Regions from separate parts of the Homo sapiens genome. Here region 2 is linked to region 1. A link is a loop called in an ENCODE intact Hi-C map of the cell type or tissue named here. Cell type or tissue: heart left ventricle. All regions are shown on one strand. Links, peaks and the distances in the headings refer to the core of each region. The heading gives the core; the rest is flanking DNA. Region 1 overlaps FAM107B (family with sequence similarity 107 member B). Region 2 overlaps MEIG1 (meiosis/spermiogenesis associated 1).

What was found. A loop is a pair of places that touch in the nucleus more often than their neighbours do. Peaks named below come from ENCODE experiments on the same cell type or tissue, not always from the same donor. Only the 100,000 strongest peaks of a DNase experiment are listed, where the experiment ranks them.
Region 2: it touches region 1 in a loop (8-fold over the local background); 7 of 110 quality-filtered maps call a loop at or near these places.

Annotation. Positions count from the first base shown.
Region 1 is chr10:14,534,843-14,540,223 of GRCh38, forward strand. The region is part of intron 2 of FAM107B (family with sequence similarity 107 member B); the gene reads right to left. LOC124902381 (a long non-coding RNA gene) reads left to right here. Exons shown (of 3, transcript XR_007062063.1): 3 at 1-3,005. Among named protein-coding and RNA genes, the nearest start is that of MIR1265, 100 kb to the left of the region's middle. RefSeq lists an enhancer at 2,352-2,421. In heart left ventricle, for the core only: a CTCF peak has its summit at 2,262 (motif pointing right); a DNase peak (open chromatin) is centred at 2,279; H3K27ac peaks cover 1,905 bases.
Region 2 is chr10:14,969,625-14,975,005 of GRCh38, forward strand. It overlaps MEIG1 (meiosis/spermiogenesis associated 1), which reads left to right. Exons shown (of 3, transcript NM_001080836.3): 3 at 2,889-3,233. The coding sequence ends at 3,017. Among named protein-coding and RNA genes, the nearest start is that of MEIG1, 13 kb to the left of the region's middle. In heart left ventricle, for the core only: a CTCF peak has its summit at 2,457 (motif pointing left); a DNase peak (open chromatin) is centred at 2,445; H3K27me3 peaks cover 452 bases.

The DNA of each region.
Region 1 (5,381 bases), core at 305-5,304:
GTTCCTATTCTTTTGACCCCTTGGACCTGTTCAGAAAGCATTACTTAAATGAAGTAACAAAGGCATGGGCTAACGACAGAGGGTGTCCCTGAGCCATTTGGATTCCACCGCCATAAGGTGTAGTGCAGAAAGTGGGGTTGAGCGGCCAGGTACATTTCCTCTCTGAGCAACAAGGAATCCAGGAGCCTGAGAGTAAAGATGGGGTAGAAATGTCTAGAGGTACAAGTACTTTGCAAGCAAATATTATTACTGACATGAAACATCATTTCTAGAAATAAACACAAAGATAATCTTGTCACAGTCACTTCACTGGTCAAGTAACTTACTCAAAGTAACTTTTTTTAATGTATTAAGTCAATTAAGGAAAACCAGGACCAGCTCAGTGAAGGAGAAATAAAACTGGTTTGAGATCCTGGACAAATCCTAACTTCCCTGACCCCCAGCTCTCCTATGTGTAAAATGAATGCTGTAAAAACTGAGTAAAATGTATATGCAAAGACTCTCTCTAATCCCTGGCACAAACATGAGAACTCAATAGAAGCTATTATAAGCCCAACTATGCAACCAGCAACATTACATACTTTATTTAGAGGCCTGGAAAACTCTGTATAGGAAACTCTACTTCTCTGGGCTTTGATTTCTTCAAAACTGTAACTTCAGTTGAATGACCCACAGACTTTCTCACTGACAACGTTCAATGGTTCTTGGACCTATTCATGCAACTAACATAAGAAGCTTCTGGAAAGTCTAAAAAGGTCTGTCTATCACACTGCCAAGGTGCTGCATGAAGTTCTGAATGGCTCCAGTCGTTCAGAGTGGGGCAGGAAACAGACAGGCCTGATGACAAGGGCCTCTCGTGCTGTTCTGAATGGAGGGGACTCACTGAAAGATTTTCAAGCTGTTGAGTAATAACAGAATTGTATTTCAGACAGACACACTATGCACTGAAAAATGCTGCCTGATGAGAATTCTACCTTTAATTTCCACTGAGCAACACACGGAAGTCATTATTTGACTCTACTATCCCAGAGCACTGGGAAATCCCATGCTTACAGATGGATTTTGAGTCCTTGCTTTTCATGTTTTTCCCTTTCCAAAGTTCACTCCGGGCCCAGCTCTCTGGCTATCCCAGGTACTTCTGTTGACTGCTTTCCAGAGGTGAATTACCATTCCCTCGGAAAACTTTCACAACTGGGCTGATAAAACAAACCCAGACCGTAGCTGGCTTGCCCCAGCAGACTGCTCTGGTTCCATGTCTGCATATTTCTACATCAAAGAGATGAATTCAAAACCTAATCCTCTAAGATTTAAAAATCAGAATTTACAGATTATGCTAGTTTTCATGTTTACCTAAATATATAAGACCTAATTCTATCTAGAAGCACTAATACTTGAATCCTTTCTAAAACAATCTCTTGGCACGTGGCAACGTGTACAGTTTACAGGTGCGCTACCACCAACCAAAGTGAAACAACCTTTTGAACTGCTAAAACGTCTGGAAAGTTAAAAGTAATTCCAAGATACTTTTGGAGAATCTGTTTCCTAAGCTGTCTCTAAGATTCTGCCAACCCTCTGGCAATACCCTGAGAAACCCAAGTTACGTAAGGTGGAGGCGGCAAACTCCAGGCCGGGTCAGCCTGAAAAGGGAAAGACACCTCTTAGATCCAAAGCCTCTCTCTCAGCACCCACAGTTCCCAGACAGGCAGGAGCCTGAGTTCCGGTAAGAATTTTTCCCAAAGTGCAGTTGGTTTCATCACAAACTCCTGACTTGCCTGGCCCTAAGGCAAACCTAAAAATTTCCATCTTAGACCAGGCAACAGACAAGTGCCCAGGGGATTTCTGTGGCCACCAACCTGGTGCACCAAGGCTTAGAAACGACGTCCCACCAGAGTCATCAGCGTAAGTGCAGAGACGTTATTGTTTCATACTCTGCCAAGCTCCACTATGGCTACGGGACAGTCCTCTGTGGCTTCCCAGGATGGTCATTTAAAACAATGACGAACTCAATAAATTTGCTGCCAATATGTTGTTGTACAAATGCCAAACAGTGATGCTCTTGGGAAAGTATCAAACTCATTTTCTCATCAGTTTTTTCATCCCCCGAAAATGTATTTTTACAAATAAGGCACATATTTTATATTTAGAAAATGGCAGAGGAGGAGGGAGTGACAACTAAGGAGGGCAAGAAACATCCGACAGACATCTGCCTACACTACAGCAACCAGAAGCTGGCCCGAGTGAGGTGGGAACGACCAATAGGTGGCGACACCTCCTCAACTAATGAGGTGTCCAGACCTGGAATGGCAGGTCCGCTTTCCTTAGGACAGCCAGAGTGGAGCAGCCATGCCCACTCCGCCTTCCTGCACTGTAGTCAAAGCACACCCCAAAAGCAGCTGGCCATTCTGAGAGATGCAGGGAAAGGAATCCATCTTGGAGCTGGTGTCCATGTCACCTGGGGGTATATGTAAGCTTCCCCTGTCACTTGGTCCTCATACGGCCCATGAGGCAGGGGTCATGACTTCCCAGTCTCCAAATGAGGCTGACAGCTTCAAGAGCATGGGTTTGGGTGGGGCAACCCGCATCTGCATTCCAGCTTCCTCACTTGCTCTAAGTGTGATCTTGGGTAAGGGCCTTCGCCAGTTTAACAAGGCAACAATGAAAAAGGACTGACAGATCTCACAGGGTTGCTATGAAGAGTAAATAAGAAATGCAACTGCTGGGCTGCGGTGGCTCATACCTGTAATCCCAGCACTTTGGGAGGCCGAGGCGGGCGGATCATGAGGTCCAGAGATCGAGACCATCCTGGCCAACACGGTGAAACCCTGTCTCTACTAAAAATACAAAAAGTTGGGTGTGGTGGCATGCACCTGTAATACCAGCTACTCGGGAGGCTGAGGCAGGAGAATAGCTTGAACCCAGGAGGCGGAGACTGCAGTGGGCTGAGATTGCGCCACTGCACTCCAGCCTGGCGACAGAGTGAGACTCTGTCTCAAAAAAAAAAAAAAAAAAAATGAAATGCACCAAACGCAATGCCTACAACACAGTAAGCCTTCAATAGACATCACCTGCTATTAGCGCTGTCACTGGCAACGAATAAGAATAAATTAGTAACAATAATGCTGTCACTGCTGCCCAAGGTTACCAAGCTGCTTAAGAGCAGGACCAAGATTTGACCTTGAGTCTGTGTAATTCCAAAAGGAAGCTCTTAGGCACTCCATGGGCTGGGATGATGGATGGACGAACCAGATTTGACTTTAACAGAATGATTTCCTGTCTCTCAACAGGACTTTAGAACCTTTCTAACATCACAGCTTTACGATCCCAAACAGAAAACATCTTGCAAAGGATGACATTAAAGTGAGATGGGAGGCAGGAAAGACATATTTCATTAAAATATATCAATATAAATGATTTTTATAAGAATGTTAATGGCAGGCCATTCATAATAGTCCCAAACTGGAGGCAACTCAAATGTCCACTAACAGTAGGATGGGTAAGTAAACAGCGGTGTGCTGACATAGTGGAATACTATGCAGCAATGAGAATGAACTGGCAATTCTGCAAGCAAAGCACAGCTGAATCTCACAAATACAACGTTAAGCAAACAAAGCAAGATGCAGAAGAGTATATACTGCATGCGTCCATGTACATAATGTTCAAAATCAGGCAAAACCAACCTTTGATGTTAGGTGTCAGGATAATGCTTATTTCGGGAGTGAATAGACGGCAGTACCAATGGGGCTTCCAGGGTCTGGAAAAGATTGTTTCTGGATAATACAGATTCTGGTGACACAGGTGTGTTTCCTCTAAACATTCACCCTCAATCAGTACACTTTTTTGGTGCATGCCCTCCTCTGCATGTGTAAGAGTACACGTTCAACAGCTATTAAAATTACTATCCACAAGTCACTTGGTTGCTGCTGCATAATGACAATTCTGTCATTTCATCCATAGTCCATGGGAAGTTATACAGCATAATGGAAAAAAGCATCAGGCTTGAAGACCACCCATCTTGAATTAGAATCCCTGGTTAGGTCACTCATCAATTATTGATTTTATAAAATTATTTAACCTGAGTCTTGATTCCTCAACTGGAAATCAGAGCTAGTACACTTGCATATGCAGAGTTGGTCTCAGCATTCTTGAAAACTCATGGAAAACATCTACCATCCACAGTACTTGCCCACGTGGCAGATGCTCAACAAAGTAGGCAAACAGTCCCAACAAACTAATTCATTACTCTAACTCTCCATTACTTAATGTTCCATCAACATGAAAGTGAATGACCGTATACCGCAAGTACACTAGTTTAAACAAAGAATAATGATGAACCCAATCTTGGCCTCTGCTCATTTTTCCAGTGTGGACAGGGAAGGGAGAAAGTGCTGTGGAAGAAAGAAAATGACTGGAGCAGGATCTCAGAGAGGCTTGTGCCAAAGTTGGGTACCCAAGACCCAGCTGGTATCTGTCAGAAGAAAGTGAGGCTGATGGTCAAGCAATGACAGTTTGGGCTGCTTTCCATGCAAACTAGCAAATTACTCCTGCAACTAAATTTCTTCAGCCTTGTACCTCCCCAAAGTCTGCATCTTGGCTAAAAAGAGGCATTTTCTATATTGTCCAAATATATCATGATCAAAGCCAAAGTTAAAAAAAAACAAAGCAGTTCTCACATAATCTAGTTTTGCCAGGAAGTTGGATATTCAAACAAACTTAGAAAAGACTGAAGACAAAATACAGAGAGAAAATGAAAACAAAAACAAAAATACTCTAGGGTGTGAGAACAAGAAGTCTCTAGATAGAAGAAAACTAATTTAAAATAAACAAAGATTCATTCAATTCCTGGCTCAGGGAAGGAGGTAAAAATGGCTTAAGGGGGGAATAAAATCCTTCAAGGGCCCACAGACAACTATAACAGCCCCTTGTCTTGGCAAGAGGCTGATCCTTGGTGACTTTTTTCACCCAGTTGAAAGTCCTAGGACTGCAGATAAGACACAAACCCTGCACCCTCACTTCCTCTACTCCTGTGCAGATTCTAGAATTCCCTGGTAGACTGCAGAACTACCCTCATCCTGTGAGTAGTACCTGGTGGGAGAGAGGAATGTCCCCTAGGTTCAGCCAACAGCAGCACATCTATGGAGAAACGAGAAGGGCGACCAGACGTCTGCCATGTTCACCATGTGGACGTGACACACAGGCAGAGCCTGCTCCACTCTGCAGCTCTGGGTGTCCCAGCCCTAGTCAGTCCCATCTGAAGCCCCAAAGCACAGAATGTTTATCAACCAAAGAGGTGCATTTGAGCTTATTCCTAGGGCAATGGCTGGGCCTGAGAACTATTCCAGAGAAATTTCACCCTGAGAAGGACCTTGGCTAATGTTCCCCAG
Region 2 (5,381 bases), core at 136-5,135, 430 kb after region 1:
AGGAGTTAGAGACCAGCCTGGCCAACATGGTGAAACCCTGTCTCTACTAAAAATACACAAAATTAGCCGGGCATGGTGGTGCACACATGTAATCCCAGCTACTAGGGAGGCTGAGGCAGGAGAATCACTTGAACCCGGGAGGGGGAGGTTACAGTAAGCTGAGATCATGCCACTGCACTCCAGCCTGGGCGACAGAGCGAGACTCCCCCACAAAAAATTTGTTGACTGAAGGAACAGCAAGTGTTTAGTAAATGATACCTTTTATTAATCTCATCATCTTAGATTCTAAAATAAGTAACAAGAACAATAAAACCTTACACAAATCGAAGTATATGTTCCTTAACAAAAAGAAGCACAGGGATTTAGAGGAAAACAAAATCACTTCCTTCCAGGGACAATCCCCAGAGAGGGCTTAGTGTCCCCAGTGGCATTTGCAGTGGGTCTTCAGGGACGGATAGGATGGTGACTGAAGGCTTGCTTTGGGTGGGATGTTTCTCCCAGTGTGCAGTGGTTTGAGGTTTGAGAGAAGCTGTTTTTCATTACCTGGTGGTATAGTGCTTGCTGACCTTCCCTCCTGAGGGGAAAGTCCTTGAACTTGAGGATCTCATTCCATTCCACCACAGGCAAGAAAGTTTCCCAGATCAAATGGAAATGATCAAGTTGAAAGTCAAGAAGAAAAGAAAGTTCAGAGATGCCAAGGGACATCAAAAGGAAAAATGTCTAGAAGTCAACAAGCAAAGGAGCAACTTAGCTGTCCTAAGGATTGTCCCATATCAAGTAGCTCAGCTCCAGATGTTCGGAAGAGGCATTGGTTGTACTGTTTTCTCACCGGATCAGATGGCTTTCAGATAATCTGCTCCTGGCCCCAGGAGGGAAGAGGGCTGTAATGGAGTCTTGAGAACACCTCCTTTCCCTGCCAAAGGTATTGGAAGCCACACAGGCAGGTGTGGCCTCAGTGGTGGAAAGGACTGCTGGTTTTCTGTAATGTATGTCAGAAGGCCTGCCAAGGCTTCTCAGATATGCTGTTACCTATTCTCGCTAATTCATAAGTAAATGAGATGACACAAAAAATGAAGATGTGTTATTAGAAAGTAAAAGACATGTGGACACAGATGGTATATTCATCTCCTCTTCCTACTGAAAGCTGAGATTTATTCATGGGGAACAGAAAAGGTGCAGGACTACCTGTATAGAAGGTGTTGAAGAACAGGATTTGGAGAAAGGGTGCAGGACTGCCTGTATAGATGGTGTTGAAGAGCAGGATTTGGTTTTCTACAACCTAGATAATGAGTTTTTGGTTATGATAAAGTGCATCTCACAAAATCTGAAAGGAACATATTTGACAGTGGTGAAATACATTAACCTGGCCAGGAAGGGATAACATTGAAGAGGAAGTGGAGAGACAGATCTCCAAATTAGATCAAGCCAAATGAAAAAGTAGATAAACCAATATGGTATACAAGAAGGAATGGTAGGAGATGACTGGGGACAGTGGCTCACACCTGCAATCCCAACACTTTGGAAAGCCAAGACAGGAGGATCATTTGAGACCAGGAGTTTGAGACCAACCTCGGCAACATATAATAATAATGATAATAATAATAATAATAATAACAACAATAAAGAATGGTAGAAGAAATTAAAAAAAAGATTTTTGACACTTTGGGAAGCCAAGGTAGGAGGACTGCTTTAGGCCAGGAGTTTGAGACCAGCCTGGGCAACATAGTGAGACCCTGTCTCTACAAAAAAAAAAAAGAAAAATAGAAAACTTATCTGGGCATGGTGGTGCTTACCTGTAGTTCTAACTACTCGGGAGGCAGAGGCTGGAGGATCCCCTGAGCCCAGGAGGTTGAGGCTGTAGTGAGCTATGATCACAACACCGCACTACAGCCTCGGAGACAGAGTGAGACCCTGTTTCAAAAAAAAAAATGGATTTCAAGGTGAACTTGAAATTGGGGCAGAAGGAAATGCATATACACTTTTGGATAGTTCTTGAGTTGCTTGCTTTATTCACTGTGTATTCATCAACAATCAGCAGGCAGCACTTACAAAATGGAGCCTGGGCTTAGCCCTAATTTCCTCCTGTGGTATTAATTTTAGAAGTTAGAATGTTTAAAATCTTTTGTAAACATAAGAGAAATGAAGTTTAGATTACTTGGAATGTTTTGTCTTATCTTGGCCACAGTATTGAAATTTAAATCTAGAAATTGGAGCTGGGTGCAGTGGCTCAGGCCTGTAATTCCAGCACTTGGGAGGCCGAGCTGGGAGGATCACTTGACTACAGCAGTTCCAGGACAGCTTGGGCAATGTAGCAAGACTCTGTCTCCAAAATAAAACAAAATAAAATAAACCTAGAAATTGGGCTCTAGAGAAAAGCACTGAATTAGTTGTCTTTTTTTTTTTTTTCCGAGGCAGGGTCTTGTTCTGTCACCCAGGCTGGAGTGCAGTGGCGCCATCTAGAGTCACTGCAACCCCTGCCTCCAGAGTTCAATGGATTCTTCTGCCTCAGCCCCCTGAGTACCTGGGATTATAGGCACCTACCACCACACCCAGCTAATTTTTGTATTTTTAGTAGAGGCATTGTTTCACCATGTTGGCCAGGTTGGTCTTGAACTCCTGACCTCAATTGATCCACCTGCCTCAGCCTCCCAGAGTGCTGGGATTACAGGCATGAGCTACTGCACTCGGCCTGAATTAGTTATCTTACAGCATAAGGCTGCAATGTAAGATGTGTCTTGTGGGTATCATACTTTAAAAGCTCAAGCATTCTAAAATCTAATCTTATACTTTGTTTCTGTAAGTCATACTTTTTAACTATTTGATAGTAAAATATGAGATAAAAATCAACCCTCCATTGTAACGTTTGTACTCTGGTTCTTGATGTGCAGGTAGATCGTTGGCCGGAGACAGGATATGTGAAGAAACTTCAGAGAAGGGACAATACGTTCTATTACTACAACAAACAGAGGGAATGTGATGACAAAGAAGTCCACAAAGTGAAAATTTATGCTTACTAGCCTGTCTTCTTTGTATTACTTGTCAATTATATTTTAAGTATTCATCATTTCCTTCTACATCATGTGTTTGTCATTTGATGAAATAATTCAAGATGCAGTCTGCAGTTTAATGTTTTGTGAAACACAAAAGCCATGAGAATTGGTATCTGCTAATCACCTTGTCCTGTTCTAAGAACTGGCTGCAGATGCATTAAAGTTGTACTTTCTTGGTCCTGCTCTTTTTGTCCATTTTATTTTATTTTGAGACAGAGTCTCGCTCTGTCGCCCAGGCTGGAGTGCAGTGGTGCAATCTCGATTCACTGCAACCTCTGCCTCCCGGGTTCAAGTGATTCTCATGCCTCAGCCTCCCAAGTAGCTAGAATTACAGGTGTGCACTACCATACCCATCTAATTTTTATATATTTAATAGAGATATGATTTCATCACGTTGGCCAGGGTGGTCTCAAACTCCTGACCTCAAGTGATCTGCCCGCCTCAGCCTCCCAAAGTGCTGGCATTTCAGGTGTGAGCCACCACACCTGGCCTCTGTCCATAATAACTGTGGTGTGATCACCATTAAGTATGGGAAAACACCTTTGAAATCATCCCAATGGTTAGACTAGTGACATATTTTCTTATAGCAGATAGTCTTAGTGCTCCACCTATACCCATTCCTGGCATTTATGTCTTTACTAGAACATTGCTTTGAGATGCCAGATATGGGTCTTGTGGCCCAAGGTCTTTCTCTTGCCCCTGGAGTCCTTTGCCTCTTGCTGGGCAAACTGGAAGTGTCAAGGAATAATGCCCCCCATGGAAGAAGTCCTCCACTAGTGACTGCTGGGAAGTAGTGATAGAAATCTCCCAGCAGGCTGGGCACAGTGACCCACACCTAAAATCCTAGCACTTTGGGAGGCCGAGGAGGGTGAATCATGAGGTCAGGAAATCAAGACCATCCTGGCTAGCAGGGTGAAACCCTGTCTCTACTAAAAAATACAAAAAATTAGCTGGGAGTGGTGGCGGCTGCCTGTAGTCCCAGCTGCTCAGAAGGCTGAGGCAGGAGAATGGTGTGAACCCAGGAGGCAGAGCTTGCAGTGAGCCAAGATCCCGCCACTGCACTCCAGCCTGGGCGACAGAGGGAGACTCCATCTCAAAAAAAAAAAAAAAAAGAAAACTATAAAGATCTTTGCCTACTTACTAATGATGAAAAGTATGGTCATAGAATATGGTAATGTACAGTTGCATGACCTTGAGCTAACAACTTAGGATTGCAGCCTCAGGATTTACATTTGTAAAGTGAAGAGCCAGCGCTTTGACGGACTAAGGCCATGGGAATCACGTGCTTATTTCAGGGCTATCGGGATCAAAGGGAGTATACATATGATAGGCCTTACACAGTCTCTCGTATAATTGTGCTGGACTTTCTTCTTTTTCCCTGAATAACCTCAGAGACCTTGTTAACGTTTGTGGCCTTCTGAGCTCCCCTCTTTAATCCTTCCAAGAGAGCTTCCCTGTCTGGGTTTAGCCTTTGCATATCCTCTCTTTCATGTGGGTCCATCTGGGGGTTGGTTCCTGGTAACTGGGTCCTTCCATACTCTTGGGGGTTTTGACAATCAGCTGGTGCATATTCCTCTAGCCACTTAGTTGCTGCTTGGAGCCCTCTCCGCCTTTCATCTCTGTTAAAGAGGAACATGAGCAACCGGTGGCAATCAGCCCAGGTGGGGTTGTGGGTCTGGATAACAGTTTGGAGCAAATCAATTAGGGCTTGTGGCTTTTCGGTAGAGGGCGGTGTATTGTTTTCCCAGTTGAGAAGGTCGGCAGAGGTGAAGGCCTGGTACCCAAAAACACGCCTCTCCACTACGTGACCATCCTCCTCTATCCCAGTATACCGCTGCTCTCTCAGGGGCATTTGGATCCCCGTTTTGGGTCGTAAACCAGCTGTCGAGGGAGGGGTGGAATGGCACAATGTGACTTACCGCGATTAATGGTATCAATTATTAATTGAGACTAATAACTATCAATATTAATAACTGATCATATAATTCTTAAAATCAATAGCGATAATAATGATAATTCACATTAAAGAGTTATACTCACGATAACAATAAATGATTAATATTAATGATTAATGACACCTGATATTAATAACTGATATTGATCTTATTCATTAGAAAACAGTCATATTAGCTCTTAATAATTAATATTAATATTAATAATCTGAACACTTTATGAGCAATGATTTCTTAATATTAATATCAATATTGGTAATAGATATTCATGTTAATAATAAATGAGGATGAATTAATACTAATAGTACACCTAAAACCTCAGTGGGTGTACACCCACCTGTGATATTGTTCATAATGTCCAGGAAGGGAGAGAGCATGA